Linked DNA regions of Mus musculus: all the other regions are linked to region 1. A link is a loop called in an ENCODE intact Hi-C map of the cell type or tissue named here. Cell type or tissue: left cerebral cortex. All regions are shown on one strand. Region 1 overlaps Rai2 (retinoic acid induced 2). Region 2 overlaps Rai2 (retinoic acid induced 2). Region 3 has its middle 82 kb from the start of Rai2. Region 4 has its middle 54 kb from the start of Gm36049.

The links. A loop is a pair of places that touch in the nucleus more often than their neighbours do. Peaks named below come from ENCODE experiments on the same cell type or tissue, not always from the same donor. Only the 100,000 strongest peaks of a DNase experiment are listed, where the experiment ranks them.
Region 2: it touches region 1 in a loop (6-fold over the local background); 10 of 42 quality-filtered maps call a loop at or near these places.
Region 3: it touches region 1 in a loop (8-fold over the local background); 2 of 42 quality-filtered maps call a loop at or near these places.
Region 4: it touches region 1 in a loop (12-fold over the local background); 3 of 42 quality-filtered maps call a loop at or near these places.

What each region holds. Positions count from the first base shown.
Region 1 is chrX:161,778,967-161,782,966 of GRCm38, reverse strand. It overlaps Rai2 (retinoic acid induced 2), which reads right to left. Exons shown (of 2, transcript NM_001103367.1): 2 at 3,473-4,000. The coding sequence ends at 3,825. Among named protein-coding and RNA genes, the nearest start is that of Scml1, 51 kb to the left of the region's middle. In left cerebral cortex, no CTCF peak of the experiment used is centred here; a DNase peak (open chromatin) is centred at 2,328.
Region 2 is chrX:161,720,830-161,724,829 of GRCm38, reverse strand. All of the region lies in intron 1 of Rai2 (retinoic acid induced 2), which reads right to left. Among named protein-coding and RNA genes, the nearest start is that of Rai2, 5.8 kb to the right of the region's middle. In left cerebral cortex, no CTCF peak of the experiment used is centred here; DNase peaks (open chromatin) are centred at 1,040, 1,765 and 3,623; H3K27ac peaks cover 471 bases.
Region 3 is chrX:161,633,430-161,637,429 of GRCm38, reverse strand. No RefSeq gene overlaps it. Among named protein-coding and RNA genes, the nearest start is that of Rai2, 82 kb to the left of the region's middle. In left cerebral cortex, no CTCF peak of the experiment used is centred here; DNase peaks (open chromatin) are centred at 945, 1,542, 2,103 and 2,848; H3K27ac peaks cover 229 bases.
Region 4 is chrX:161,409,726-161,413,725 of GRCm38, reverse strand. No RefSeq gene overlaps it. Among named protein-coding and RNA genes, the nearest start is that of Gm36049, 54 kb to the right of the region's middle. In left cerebral cortex, no CTCF peak of the experiment used is centred here; DNase peaks (open chromatin) are centred at 82 and 2,381.

The DNA of each region.
Region 1 (4,000 bases):
GGAATCGTCTCTAGAATGATTGAAAAAGAATCTGTAATTCGGAATCATCACTAATTCATACTGGGTTTTGCCCCAAAGAGTCCAAATTCCTGTGGGTTCATTGGGTTTAAGACCCAATATTTAAGAATAACCCAAAGTACATATTTTTGAGTTGTTGATGCTTAAAAACTGAAAGCAGAAAACTCTTCCGAGCCTCAATTTCCTCTCTTATAAAATGAAGTCGAAATCAATTCCTGCTGTTCTATTAATTATGTGGTTTATGAAGATGATGAGCATACTAACATGCTCTCTCCTTTCTCTCTCCTCTTCTTCCCTTCCTTTCCACCTTCCCTCCTTCTCCTCCCCTTTCTGGCCCCCTCCCCATTTCGCGTTGAAGTTCTTTGCACGGCAGACTTTTATTTTCATACTTAAACTCTGATAGTTTTGCCTGTAAGTCCTAACAAAACCTTTTGACCACAGTTCAGACTTTTTCTATTTATTGCCAAGGACTTCCTCGGGTGAGATAGTAAGTGTAACCTGACCAGATCATAATCCCTCGTGCCTCCTTCCTTTCCATAAATGAAGGTTTGCCTTACAAGGAGATTTCTGTCCCCAAATAAGGACCTTTGTGATTTTCCTTAAAAAAAAAAAAATCAGGTCTGAACTGAAACCAGCTGAATCCTTCTTTACAAGTATTAACAAATATTCCCAAGAACAACTAATCATGTTTTCTTTCTTTCTTTCTTTCTTTCTTTCTTTCTTTCTTTCTTTCTTTCTTTCTTTTCTTTCTTTCTTACAAACCACAACCCCCCCCCAAAAAAAACTAAAAAAGCTGATCTTTCTGCTAGTTCCAAAATATTTGTGAGAAGAGATGGAAAATGAAGTCAGTGAGGAAAGCTGGTGGAAATCTTTCATGGCTGAACCCTGAAAGCAGGTTACCTGGATACAGTAGTGAGGAGTGCACACATAACATTGACTATACAGCTGAACTGAGCAGAAAAAAAAAAGCGATGTGGCTGGAGAGTTTGCTGCTGTCCGACTTGGTGAGCCCCATGTAGATCATATTTCTCAGACAAGGAACCAGAATTCCAGGCTGCTATCCCTAAAGGCTGATGTGAAAATTTGCAAACTTCTGGCTTGGGAAGGGATGTTGAATTAAATCATTGGGCTTACTCTGGGCACAACTATAGTCCCTTCTTGTTTTCCTGATCCCCTGGCCAGCAGGTAACAAAATGTACTGAGTTCCAGTTTCCACTAAAGGCTGGGAAGAAAAAAAAGAGGTAAAGAGCTTCTCTACCTTAGTAGCATAGGACAATAAGCATTCTGTGCACAAATCTCAATGGACAAGTCTTCCAATGCACACAAAGCAGCCATAATAACACACACTTCTCCCACCTTTGCTCACCCCCAAGAAATGACTAGCAAGGACCACATACCCATTGTGGTTCAGTTGAGGAAGGCCTGTTCCAGGAATCTTACCACAGCTCCCATTGACTCAACACCTAGAGATGGAGTTGCCCTTCCTCACCAAAGCAAAGCTCCTAGCTGGAGACAGAAGGGAAATGCCCTTACAACCAATAGAAGTGTGTGCTTTGAGGGGTTTAAGGCAATTGCAGTTTACAAACGCCTTCTTTTCTACTTGTATGTCTATTGATTTATGGACTTGCTTCTAACAGCGGCAAATTGTAAGCTCTGTTTCCAAAATCTAGATAAAGGTTTCAAATCTGTTGTGAGCACAAATCTCCTGGCTGGGAGAGAAAGTCTATGTGGTACTGCATGGCAAGAGAATCTACCCAAATCCTAGGTAAAAATGATAGCAAGCAAATGGACAACACTGGTCCTTATGCAAACTTCCATTGATTTGAAACTCTAATGCATACTGTGCTTAGGAAACATGGCCAGAAATTCACACAGGGGAGAAGAACAGGGGGGGGGGGGGGGTTGGGGGGGTCGTAGCTGTACCATGTAGATCCTGAAAAGATGGCATCTGGCTGATTTAGAATGAGACTACCCAGTCAGTTGAGAAACAGCTATTTGGTCACACTATGAAAAAAGAGAAATGTTAATGGCACAGAAAAAAAAAGTGCAGAGAAGAGAAAAATGCATGCTGGTTGTATGATACAGGACCAGCTAAAACGGTAACCCTATCCACAGAGGAATTGGTAATAAAAGAACAGTCTTACAACTGTTTTTCCTCCTGTTCATGTTCGCAGTAACAGCTGGATACATACTAATTGCAAGAAGTGAAAGAAAGAGCTTTAAGTTTTAAAGCAGGCATGCTCTAATCAGTCTCTCGCCAGCACAGTTTCAGACACAAGTGTGATGTGCCACCTAGCAGGCTTATTTTAGACACTTGCTCACAGTTCCTCATTTGTGTGGGTGGCTTTATGCTGTCACAGAAGAGCAACACACTGTTCTCTCCTTTCAAGTGCATCGCTTCCATCTATCAAGAAGTGGCTTAGCTAGGACTTCTCAGCCTCAACATGGCTGTCCCTGTTGCTCAGGCCATTCTTTGTTGGGGGCGGGGCTATCTTGTGCTTTTGTGCATCATACGATGTGATGTTCAGCAGTAGCAGTGTCCCTAGTCCACCTCCTAGATGATGGTAGGAAGCCCCTCCCCCAGTTGTGACAGCCCAAATCATCTTTAAGCATTGCCAGACATTGCCAGATGTCCCCTGGTTGCGGGTGGGGGTGGGGTGGAGAGGCAACACATAATCACCCTCATTTGAGAACCACTGAGCTAATCTAACAAAGACTGACTTTCTTGTGGTCTAAATTCATATGAAGTTGACGTCCCTCTGTCTCTGAGTGGCCTGCAACAACATTTGACTCACAAGATTTTTCATACCATTAAGAACAATGTCCCTTATTGCCTTGCCAAAGGGCAGCCATTCCCAGCTACACTCTGAGGTCCAGGGAGAGAAGTGGGGTACTTTTGCTTTGTTTTTATTTATTTATTTATGTATTTACCCTGCGTTGAAGCACAGGCTGGTCTTTAGCTTACTACCCTCTCTCCTCAGCCTCCAGACCCCAGGCAAGGGCCACCATGCCAAGCAAAAGCACTTTTTTTCTTTCACAGTCTTTTTTTTTCTTTTTTCTTTTCTTTCTTTCTTTCTTTTTTTTTTTTTTTGCATAGGACATCCAAGAAGAAAACTCAACACACTCAAGAACTGAGTGACCCTTGAGTACTTGAGACTCACCTCTCTGCCCCCTCCCTGGTCCTTTGCCACATTAGAAGAAGAAGAAGAAAAAAAAGGCAGCAGCAGCAACAACAAAAACCCAAACAAGGCCCAGAGGGAAAAGTGATTTGTTAGAGACCATACATACTCTGAATCCTCCTTCTCTGAGGCACAAGGCAGTATTTCCCAACATGCCTGAAGAGCTTAGGTTTCTAAATAGTAATAAATTAGAGCTCTTTACAAGCAAAAGTGTAGGCCAACCACGCCAGTTGAGAAATGTAAATTTTACAAATGACAGAATACTGCAACCAATTAGTGCAAACAAACATTTATTGTGAAATATTCATCCTACCCTTTATTAGGTATTACATCATCAAAGCACTTTGTGGCAATGAAAATAGCTCTTACCCCTCTGATTCACCCAATATTCCATTAAAGCTGCAAAAAAATGTGCAATCTGCTTGAAAAATAGGTTGCTCTTATTTACTCATTTGTGAAAAGTCAAAAATTAAAAAAGAAAATGATACTAGCTAATTTGCCTTTCTGCTCCCACCTATACCCCAAAATAATTAACAAAGATAATTTGTCTTAGTGCCTTTAAAAAAAAAAAAAAAACAATGCACCTTTCCCCACGTCTTAATCATAAAAACGTTTTAAAGCTCTTATTTACTTTCTTGGGAAAAAGGTGGCCAGCCGTTGTTTTTTAATTGGAAGCATGTGTATTTCCTGGGAGTTCACTTTCTTTAACTTTATGCTCCGGTTTTTGATGGGTTTCCTAAGGGGCTCGGCGTTTCCCAGGGACTCTTCTCCTTGGCTGTTGATATCATAACCCTGAAGCACAG
Region 2 (4,000 bases), 58 kb after region 1:
TTTCTTCCAAATTTAAGGCTTGTTTTTACATGTGTTCCACATACATAAAAAAGATTCTTAGCCAGTATCTTGGAACAGTAAAGAAATGCCAGGACAATGGGGGTATTTAAAATACCTATTTCACCAGTCTAAACAGATGGAAATTAATATCTCATAAAATAAAATGACTGTCTAGTTATGTTCCACGTAAAACCAAAATCAATATATTGTGTCTCACTTAAACTGCAATTGGGGTTGTTTTGTTTAAAACAAGAAAATGCCATTCTCTCTCTCTCTCTCTCTCTCTCTCTCTCTCTCTCTCTCTTTCTCTCTCTCTCTCTCTCTCTCTCTCCCCTTTTTATTTTTTGCTAGCTGGGTATACCCTTCTGAGCATGAGCATCAAAAACAAACAAATAGACAAAACCCTTCCCTAAAAGCAGATTTTTTTTTTGAGGAATATAATAAGCTTCTGGAATCATTTCATTTTCTTCATATAGATTCGGTCATTCTTTAGTGAACAGAACACGCAGCCCATTCTTTTGGTTATGCCTGCCTGGCTGTCCAAAGGCCCTCAAAACTGGGATGGTGAATTACACACAAAATAATTCCACAGAGCCAAGATAGAGAGTTCTGCCTGGTGTATGTGGTGCTGGGAAGGTGGGAAGAGGATCTTTCAGTCAATTTGTTTTCAAAGAATTGTAAGAGCAAATGCCGTGATTCCCTGGGATTTTTGGATTTTTGTTATTGTTGTTGTTGTGGTTGTGGTGGTGGTGGTGGTGGTGGTGGTGGAACATTCTATGTGGATCTGCGGTACCCCCAGCTTGGGAAGTGGGGAAAGATTGTGGGGGAGGGGAGTGAGCCTATGCTCTTCAAGTCAGCTTAGATTTGTTGGATTGAATCTGTGAAGATAGGCAGCCTGACACATGCGTCATTTGGACTCTCCCAGACCTCTGTTTCTTTCTTAGAATTATACGGCAAAAGTGGCCATACATACAAAGGCAAAAATAATATTCACAACAACAGCAACAAAAAAAACCCGCCCCCAACACACCCAGTCTTGGCTGCCAGCAAGGCTTGCTCTGTTGCTGAAAAAGAACAGTTGCTCTAGTGCAGCTGGAGAAGCTTTTCCAGGGAACTGGTAATACCCTGGCTGTTAATGAATTATTTTTCGCCAGAATGTCGGATTCTTCCTGCGCTCCAGTAAACAGTCTGCTTCTGCCATGGGAAACAAAAGCAGCTCCTTCCGAGGAGCCTGAGGAGGTCAGCCAAGGGTTCCCTGCGGGGGCAGCGCCCTCAGGAGCCAGAGCCACAGGCGCCCGACCTATAAATCACCAGGGTCCCAAGTTCATTCTTCCATCCCTCTCCCATCTATTCAAGCCTTGCCTAGCACCCGGGGAAGGGCCCAGGAATGCATGGGCATGGCTGAGATGATCCCACAGTGCCAGCTGAAACCCCTTCTCCCACTCTCAGGGTTTCCTCAGGTAGCCTTATTTGTGGTATCATCAGGGCGAGCGATATTGGGTTTCTTTGACATCACTCTGTGTTCCTTACAGAAACTGTATCTTTGTTGTTGCTCACATGAAGCTGTCAGAAAATGACTGAGTGTGAATCTTCTTTTCTTCTTTAAGGATGGCCCCAGCTCAAAACAACCCACTCTTAGCATGAGCCTATCTACTTGGCACATTCTTCTCCAAGCACAAAGCCCTGAGAAAGACTTTAAGCTGTTACTAGGGCAGGTGTGAAAGAAGTCAGCGGTCTAGGCAGGAGTTAATTCTCCAAAGAATGCGCGCATAGGCTGGGTGTTCTGGAGAAGCAAGAGCAAAAGAAAAGGAAGAAGCCATTTTGTTCAAGCTAGTAGTCTAACCTTTAGGCTCCTACCCTGCCTTGAATTCTGCAGTGGGTTTTTGCAGTCCATGACGATTCTCAGAACAGAATCACAGGCATGCCTGGTGGGGAACTCCCCAAATGGCTCCTTAGTTACTGAAAAATCACGATCTTCTAATGTCAGCCATTGTGCATACTGAGTCAGCACAAGACCTCCCATCTGTCATAGAGACAGAGGTATTTAACTCCCCACTCTCTAGCATATTTGCAGGTACCATGACATCACAACATTGGTGGGTAGTATGCTCCAGGGCACTGGTGTCTGACAGAAATAGATGAGCACTCTAGAATATGCTAGTAGTCGCATTCAAAATTAAAAGAAACAAGCAATATTAATTTTAATCCTATGTCTCTTGACCAATATATCCAAAATATAATTTCACCACATCACAATATTTCAAACACCAGATGAACTATTTTGCATTCTTTTTGTACTCTCAGAAATCCAGTGATAGATTGCACTTACAGCATACCTAATTTGGGACAAGCTGCCTCTCAAGCATTCCATAGCCATTGGACCAATGGCTTTTGCATGCTACAGTACTCATATAGAATATGACCATTAAGAAATTCTATTAGTGCTGAGCTGAAAGGCTGAAAAGCTGTGGGGAGGGGAGGGTGACAGGCATGGAAAAGGTGTGCTCTGAAATTCTCATATGTTTGGAATTCTTAAAGCTGATGATAACAATAGAAATGGAAACTATGAAGACTGGGATGTTCTGGAAGCCCAGTGGAGATTCCAATGGGCATTTAAGAAATGCCCAGTAAAGCTGCATGATCTGAAGATTGATGTGCCACCCCTAAAATTCATTTGTTAAAATCTTAATTCACTAGGTAATGGCATTAAGAGGTGGGGACATCCAAGAAATGATTAGGTCATGAGAGCGGAACCCTCATCAACGGGAATTAGTGCCTTTATAAAGGGACCTCAGAGGCGAAGAGAGGTACATCAGTGGTAGAACAGTTCCCTCATATGCACAAGGCCCTGATATTCAGTCTCTCGCTCCAGAGATGACAGACAGACAGACAGACAGACAGACAGACAGACAGACAGCAACAGAAACAGAAATGTCCAGAGAATTTACTTGGGCCTTTTACCACGGGAGAGAACAGTGAGAAGTCACTGTCTATGAATTTTAAAGGCCTTCACCAGATGCTGAGTTTGATAGCAAACTGATCCTGGATCTCACAGTCTCTGGAACTGTGATAAATTTCCATTGCTCAAAGACATGTAGTTTAGCCAGTTTGGTAACAGTAGCCCAAACAAACTAAAACAGATCAAGCATATATCTCAGCTGCAGTCCCACAGATGTGGGGAAACCACTAAGTACAACCAGTATTGCTCTAGGCAGCTGCTGGTTGAGCTACCTCCACCTTAACTGTTCTGATTTGTTCAAGGCAGGGGCTGTGATAGAAAATCACCAAAGCCAAGCACATCTTCCAATAACAATTGTGCGTTAGCAATCTAATTTGGTGAATCAGATACAGAAACAGAAACATGATCAAATTACATGTGCCTGTGTCTATGCCTGTGCCTGTGCATGCATATGTGTTTTTGTGTGTTCTTGGCAAGAAAGAGGAGGGTCATGTGTGACATCCAGAAGGACTAACGTGGCTGCCAAAATGGCCTTCTCACCAGCTGCCATCAGAAGACAGAGGAGAGCAGTAGACAAATTGTGAGTCACAGAAGAGAGGCCATGAGTGCAGAACGAAAACGAATGGGATGATGGGTGCCCAGGCAGATGATCTGGTGGGAGGGAGACGTAGCAATCAGAGGCATTCTCCAAAGACAAAGAGCTTCCAACTCTACAGCAAGGATGGCACTCTGATCCCCAAATCAAGCCTAATTCAGAAGCCCACACAGGCTTTTATGCATGGGAAAAGAGCAATTAGCCATCTTTCCCCTCATAGAGAGCCTCATTCTCTGAGGTACTCCTCACATTCTGATCAGAGAGGCAGCAGTCCAAAGCCCCTCATTTTATGCATTCAAATCCTGACTCTTTGGTGGTTCTGGAATTGCTAAGGTCTAGAGGCTGTCGTCTGGTTGGAAGGAGGTCCAAGGAATTGCATAGCAAACCCCCTCCTCATATTTATTTAGTATTTGAGAAATAACAAAGCATTAAAACTCACCTACCAT
Region 3 (4,000 bases), 150 kb after region 1:
GGCAGGCAAGTACGTTCTTGCTTTTTCTCACATTTCTTTATATCTGGGCTACTACCAGAAGGTGTTGTTCAGTTTTAGGGAGGGGTCTTCTCCTTCAGTTACCCATTTATGGAAATGCTTTCAGACTCACCTGGAGCTCTGTATCTTAGTTAATTCTATATCTAGTCAAGTTGGCAACCAAGATTAACCATCATACTAATTAAAATAGTCATGGACATATTCCTGAAGGATATAATTCATAATCCAACTCTTTACAGTTCTGCGCATTTGTATTCCCAGAGATAATCACATAACTTTGGGGTTACAAATAAATTTTAGTGAGCAGAAAAATTCACAAACACATATTCCATTAAGAATAAGAATAAATGTGTGTTCGTTTTTTAAATAAAACTTTGATCTGCCATTTTTTTATTTTATCTTTCTAAATTTTATTTGCTATTTTTTTCTGTTTATCTCTTTGGCTTCATCCTGTGTTGTCAATATGGTAGCTATCAAGCCCCTTGTGCTTATTTGGTACTTAGATGTTGTTTGTCCCAAATTCAGATGTGCTTATAAGAATAAGCATCACATTTTGAAGATTTCTCACAAAATCATCTAAATCAGTATCACATTTTGGAGATTTCCTACTAAATAATGTAAGTCATCATATTAATAATTTAATATGACTATGCACTGAAATGACAATATTTTAATATAATTGTTTGAATAAAGAAGATTATTAAAGTCTGATCCAGCTGTTTCTTTCAACTACTATGTGGCTACTAAGATCCCAAAATTGTCCATGTGACTTGCCTTTTCCTTTTTCTGGACACTTCCAGGCTGTCTGATGTCAGGAGGATACCAGTTCCAGGTAAATGTGAGTCACACAGGAAGAACACAGAGCTGTAGTGAAGAGTCATTTCCTCCTGATAGCATCCATTGAATGCCCTTCTTCTAGGAAGGGAAGGAACAATGAGAAGGACTTTGCTTGAGTTTGCTCAGTCAGCTTGGTGATCAATCATCATTTTCCAGTGCAATGTTTTTGTCCAAGGTCTTTGGGAGAAAAAGCAAGACTGCCTGCTCCTGAATTTTAAGAGACCATTTCTTAAAGCCTGACTCTAGTGATCTAAGTAGAGCTTCCAGTTTTAGCAAAGCAACAAACACAAAAATACAAGTTTCCCTGTGAAAATTTGTTTCAGATTAACAATGTATAACATTGAAGTATTTCTAAATATGTCATGAGCTATGTTTTTACACACACACAGACACATGCACACATACTGCCATGTTTATATAAAAACCAACTTGGCATCCAGATTTTTAGTATTAAGTTTATCCCATGCCATATTTGAGGACATACCCTGAAATGCATTTGCTGTTTGTTATTCTGAAAGGTAAACGTAACCAGTACCCTGTATTTAATAGGGCAGCCCTGCTAAAAGCCTTGCGGGGAGAGAACATTTTCGCTGATTTCCTCCAGGCACTCATCTTCCGTGTTCCTCCAAGGAGGAACCAGAGGAGTGAGTCATTCGGGAGCTCTGTAATAAGAACCGGAATCCCCAGCCTTGCCTTCCCATCTGCAGGCTATCTCAGCTGTCACCGCTATCTTTCCAAACAGCCAAGTTCCCGGGAATCGCACTGCAGATCTCAACTGTCCCTCCCAACCTTTATAATCAATTTGAGTTGGGCAAGATGCCAGATTTTACACACACACACACACACACACAGACAGAGAGAGAGAGAGAGAGAGAGAGAGAGAGAGAGAGAGAGAGAGACTCTATGTAACTATGGAGATAAGAGGGAAGGAATAACCCAAGGAAGCCCGCAAGCTTTCCTCTTCTTTACAGAAGCTCTTAAATGGAACATGTATACATAGCAAAGAGAACAAGGCAAAAAGGTAGCCAAATTGTACATAGTGTTATTTTTTCCTTTCCTTCTTAAGTATTATGTTGCATAATGAGGGTGCAGGCAAAAGGGGGGAAAGGCAATAAGGGGCCCATCTCCTTGTACAATTTAAAAACAATAATAAAACTGACTAAAAGTTGCTCTGCTTTTTACTACCACAATGTTCTGGCAATTCTAAACAGTGTCATTGATAAAATACTCCTCCCGCTGCACACACACTCCCTCCCCAACACAGACGCTTCTTATTTTAAGCCACGCCATCAACCTTCCTTTTTCTTTTTACAGAAAACTGCTTTATGGAGCTTCTCTTCTTGTTGTTTTTGGAGGCCTGTGGGAGATGGAAAGCAGGAGAGAAGAGCTGGATGGAGATCGGATGTTTAAGCAATCAGAACTGCAGGAGCTATGAATTTCAATGAGTGGAATTTCCTTCTTCTATCAATCAGATTGTGTCTTGAGGCTTCCAAAGTGGGAAAAGCAACATTATAGTGAAAGGAATACAAGGAGTCCAACAACTTGGATTTAAGGTGTGGGCATTTTTTTTTAATCATCATAGATATATATGCCACGTGAGTAGATGCTCTAGCTTCTCTTGTACAGCTGAGTGAGGAAAATATGAAAGTATTTGCAAACTGGAAGTGCTTTATTGTGGTAACTAACAATTCATCTTAACAAAGACAGAAATAACGGTAGCTCAGTAAACATAGAAGCTCTGGTTGGGAATAAGGCCGTGACTGCAGGCTGTTGATGGGAGTAAAATAATCTTCTTCTGGGAAGTGATCTAAGGACCCAGCTTCTTTCTTTGTTATTGTCATATTATCTTATAGGGTGTCTTACTTGTCTTGAAGATTGAAGTTCAACCACCACCTACCATTCTTATCCACTAGGCAGAAAAACAAACAGCGGAGTAGTTTCCTTTAAGAGCAGGAATCAGCCATTAGGAATGTCACTTCTGATGCCTTTTTATTGGTTGACTTACCCACATGGTCTCTCGTTGTTGCCATGAAGGCTGGGAAATGTAGTACCTAGCTGGGCAGCCATGTATACAGCTGGAACCTGAAGGATCTATTGCTGTAAGTTGAGAATGATGTGATATCATTGAGATAGTAGACATAAGATTATTTCTTTATTTATTTTTGTTTCACAGAATGCAACAGGATGAAAAGCTACATATTTACCACACAACTGGCAAATTTGGGGACATGTTAATATAAAACATCGCAACTTAAATGGAGAAATAGATTCCTACAGCAATAGATTCCAAAATATTTTTCTAGGGTCTGTCTAGAACTGTTCCTCCACAGACCTTGCTGAGTTTGGATATATCTTGTAAGCAGCCCTGTGCTTTTTGGTGTCTAGGCCCAAATCCCTGGAGAAATGTGGAAATGAGACCACCCTGTCATTGTTCTGACTCTTTCCAGTCACTCGAGGAGCTTATAAGTGAGAAATGGTACATCATCTGGTTAGTGCCTGATCATCCTTGAGGCCTTGTGTCACTGCCTCCATAATTAAACACAGACCATTAGCTCTAACCCACTGCACGCGCATCAATTATGCCAGTTTGGATAACAGCCGCTGCAATCCTTCTTTCCCTGTTTTTGCCTCCCTGGTGTTGAAACAGGCCAAGTTCCATGGGTATTGTTAGAGTTACCGTGGTTTTTTATAAGATGTCAGATCAGCAAGGCTGCAACCCCATGATGAAACAGAAGCACTTATTCTTTTCCATGCTGATTAAAAGGTAATTTAACCTCTTCCAAAGGTGGTCCAGCCGATCCCCAGCAGCCCTGACATTGCATTAATGTGAAATTGCTCTCCGGAGTGACAAATTAGCCTTCTGAGACCAGTATGAAAACCCATCTTTACTGAATGGCTCAAGCTTAAAGAGCAAACTTGGTTTCTTACTCCTTCTATTAAATCTGCATGGAGTGATGCACTGCATCCGAACCGTACACTTATGGCTGAGTTAGTACTCAGTGGTACTATCTCTCCCAGCACATGCTGCCTCCTCCAAGATGCTAGGTCAAGTTCCCTGTAGTTTACCAACAATGGGGATGATTAATCCACCTCATTTCATAGAGAAAAGAAATACAATTACCACAAGAAATGAGACAACAAAAGC
Region 4 (4,000 bases), 370 kb after region 1:
TGGGGTTTATTATGTTTTTTTTTTTTCCTGTATAATTTGCTCAACATTGCTACTCCGTTCGGGGAACAATTGAGAAGGTGGCATACAGCTAAAATTAAAACCTGCCACTTCCCACTGAAAATGTGTAAATAGAGTGCTGCTGTTGGCATTTTTAAAGGCAAAGATCTTCAAATTCTCTTCAGTGGTATCTGAAATGCCATGCCGTGGGTTAACTTAGCCAGTGTCCTCCAAAAATTCACACTCTTATAATAAGTTTTAATTAATGAGAAGAATTAAACATCTGGATGTTTAGTCTCCATCTGCCACCTGCCATTGGATAGAATTAGATTATTATTTGCATATTCATGTTTATCGGCTCTATGGAAAGCAACCAAAGTGGGAAAGTTCTGGTTCTTGCCTTAGAAAGGAATATTCTGGTCAAAGTAACCAGGATCAGACCATGGGAAAGTTGGAACTCTTAGGGATCTAGTTCAAACTCTATACAGAAGTGAGTGCTCTCATCCTACTCACTCTTCTATTGCTGTGAAGAGGCACAATGACCAAGGCAACTCTTGAAAAGAAAGCATTTAGTTGGGGACTTGCTTACAGCTTCAGAGGCTTAGCCCATGGGAAGCATGCATGTCTTGAGCTTGGTTTTCAGAAGTCTCTAAAGAAACCCAAGGACAAAGGGGAAACAAAAACAAGCACACAAGAGACTATTGAAACCTTTAAAATGTGTGGCCCTAATAAATAGTAGTCACATAAACATAATGCTTCATACTAATGACCTCAGCAGGTTTTTTGTTTTTGTTTGTTGTTATTGTTTTTGTTTGCTTTTTATCTTCTACATCATGTCTGGCCTTCAACAAAAGATCATGTTTACTGTTCTCCATCTAAATACTTTGCAGATCAATATCTTTACAAGTACTTAATATCAATAATAGCTAAATATAATGGTACATATATTCCTGAAGGCTGAAGCAAATGAATTGCAAGTTTGAGACTAGCCTTGGATACATAATGAGACTTTTTTGTTTCTTTGTTTCATTAATTTACATTCTAAATGTTGGCCCCCTTCAGGATCCCCCTCCAAGAGTTCTTCACACAACTCCCCTCCCTTTTGCCTCTGAGAGGGTGCTCTCCACACCCCACCACCTTCCCACTCCCCTCACCCACTCACTCATCCCCGGATCAACCCCACCCCCACATCCCCCTTCCCTAGGCATCAAGTCTCTACAGGATTAGGCACATCCTCTCCCAATAAGAGAGGCAGACCTCTGCTTCGTATGTGCCTGGGGCCTCAGGCCAATGTATACTCTTTTGGTTGGTGGTTTAGTCTCTGGAAGCTCCCAGGAGTCCAGGTTACTTGACACTCTTGGTCTTCCTATGGGGTTGCCTGGCTCTTCAGCTCCTTCAATCCTTCCCCTAACTCTTCAATAGGGGTCCTGACTTTAGTCCAATGATTGACTGTGAGTATCTGCATCTGTATTAGTCAGGTGCTGGCAGTCTTTTGGGGGACAACCATACCAGGCTCCTGTTTGCAAGCACATCTTGGGCATTAGCAATAGTGTTGGAGTTTGGTGTCTGCAGATGGGATGGATCCCAAGGTGGAGAGGTCTCTGGATGGCTCTGCTCCATTTTTATCCCTATATTATTTTAGTCAGGAACAATTCTGGGTCAAAAATTTTGAAGGCAGTTTTGTGACTTCATTCATCCACTGGATGCCCTGTGTATCTACTGGAGGTTGTCTCTTCAGGTTCCATCTCCTCACTGTTAAGCATTTCAGCTAAGACTACCCCCATTGGGTCCAGGTCTCTAGGACTTTGTAGAGGTTCCCTCTGCCCCCACTCCCACAACTGCATATTTCCATTCATTCTCCTGACCCCTCTCTGGGCTTCTCTCCTGTTTCCCCCCATACATACTCCTGCCCCCTCTTTCCCCTTCCTCTTCCTCTCCCATTCAGGTGACTTCCTGCCTTTGCAGCCCATAATTATTTTGCTCCCTCTTCTAAGTGGGATTGAAGCATCCTCACTTGGGCCTTCATTCTTATTAAACTTCTTACAGTCTCTTGGTTTGTATCACAGATATTCTGTACTTTTTGACTAATATCCATGAGTACATACCATTCATGTACTTTTGGGTTTTGGTTACCTCACTCAGAATGAGATTTTCTAGTTCCATTCATTTGCCTGCAAAATTCCTGATGTCCTCATTTTTAATAGCTAAATAGTATTCCATTGTGTAAACGAACCACATTTTCTTAAAACAACCACAAAATAAGCTGAAAAGATGGCTTGCTGGTTAAAAGTACTATTTGCTATTCCTGTGGATTTATTTTTTTATTCTCAGCACCCACACAATGACTCACAACTGTCTATAACTCTGGTCCAGCACTCTCTTCTAGTTTCCATGGGTACCAGCCACACATGGGATGAACAACCATATGTTCAGGCAAAGCACCAACACACCAGTTTAAGAAAAAAGAATCACAAAAGAGAAAGATAGAACCATAATACATAGCTGTGAAATACAACTGCAAATAATTTATAAACCCATGCATGAAAGCATGTTCAGCTTTCAACTAATAGAGAGATGTAAGTTAATACAAGAAATTTGCTTTACTTTTTATTTTGGTAAATAATATTTAGACTCAATCCTACCATATTTGGTGAGGTGAACAATTTCAGTACATTCTTCAAGTGGTAATGTTTCCTAGCAAGTAATTTGTCAGTTTGGATCAATTACCTTTGAAAATAATTATAAACTTCTCCTGAGTATACTAAGAATTATCTTGATCCATAATGCCAATGAGTACATAATGATGAATGCACCTGGATTGTCTGCCCAGCTCTGACTATAATAGTCCTCTAGTGGGAATAGCCAGAGAGATGGCTAAGTGGAAGCACATTTATTTAATAAAGTCATAAGTATCCATGAAAGAATCTATTTTCAAGGAACATATGTCCGTATGAGAAAATGTTCAGAACATAATGGGGAAAGAAGGCTATAAAAATGTATACTTCACATCCTAATTTTATAGTGAATGTATGGAGGAAAGCAATGAAGAAAGGTTAATAGCAGTCTCCGTAGCAAAATTATGGGCAGCTTCTGGTTTCTCTTTTGTTCTTTTCAGTGTATTCCCCATGTTTTCTGAAATAAAAAGGGTTTATGTTTATAATCAAGAATAAAATAACTGGAATGTTCTAGTCATTTGTAACTTGACTACATTGCTGCTAGAGGGAAATTCTGCCTTGATTATTTGTAAAGTAGAGCATGTTTATGTCAGACTTTGGAGAGTCTCTGTGCATTAAGGACTGACTCAGATAGCCAGACAGGCCTAGGTGACTTCCAAACTCATTGTCTCTCATTACCAGTCCTGTCTGTAAAACAACTTAGAAGTTGGAATATTTTTAAGACATAAGACTCCTCAAAACCACTTTATTGGTAGCTGCATAGTCAACACTGCAGAAAAAGTGACAGCAAAGGAAAATAGGGAAACAACACCCTTTACAATAAAAGAACTTTGGAAGGTATCACCATCCCTGCTTTCAAGCTGTATTACAGAGCAGTAGTACTAAAAACCACATGGTATTGGCATTAAAATAGACAGGTTGTTCAACAGAATCAAACTGAATATCTAAGGCACTAAGTTCTACAACTGAAAAATGGGACCCCATGAAACTGCAAAGGAAACAGACAATAGGGAAAATGGCAGCCTATAGAATGGGAAAAGATCTTTACCAACCCTACAACTGAGTCAAGATAGAGACCTGGGACAGGGGAGGCTCCTGGATAGTGTGGTGACCCCAGTTGAGACTACTAGCAGCAGGGGGATATAGAGTCTGAGGTATCCAACTCCTGTAGCCAGGCAGGACTTCTAGTGGAGGGAGGGAGACATCAGCCCACTCACAAAACCTTCTACCTTAAATTTGACCTGTCTACAAGATGTGCAGGAATAAAGATGGAGCAGAGGGAATGATTGAGGGAATGGCCAACCAATAACTAGCCCAACTTGAGACTC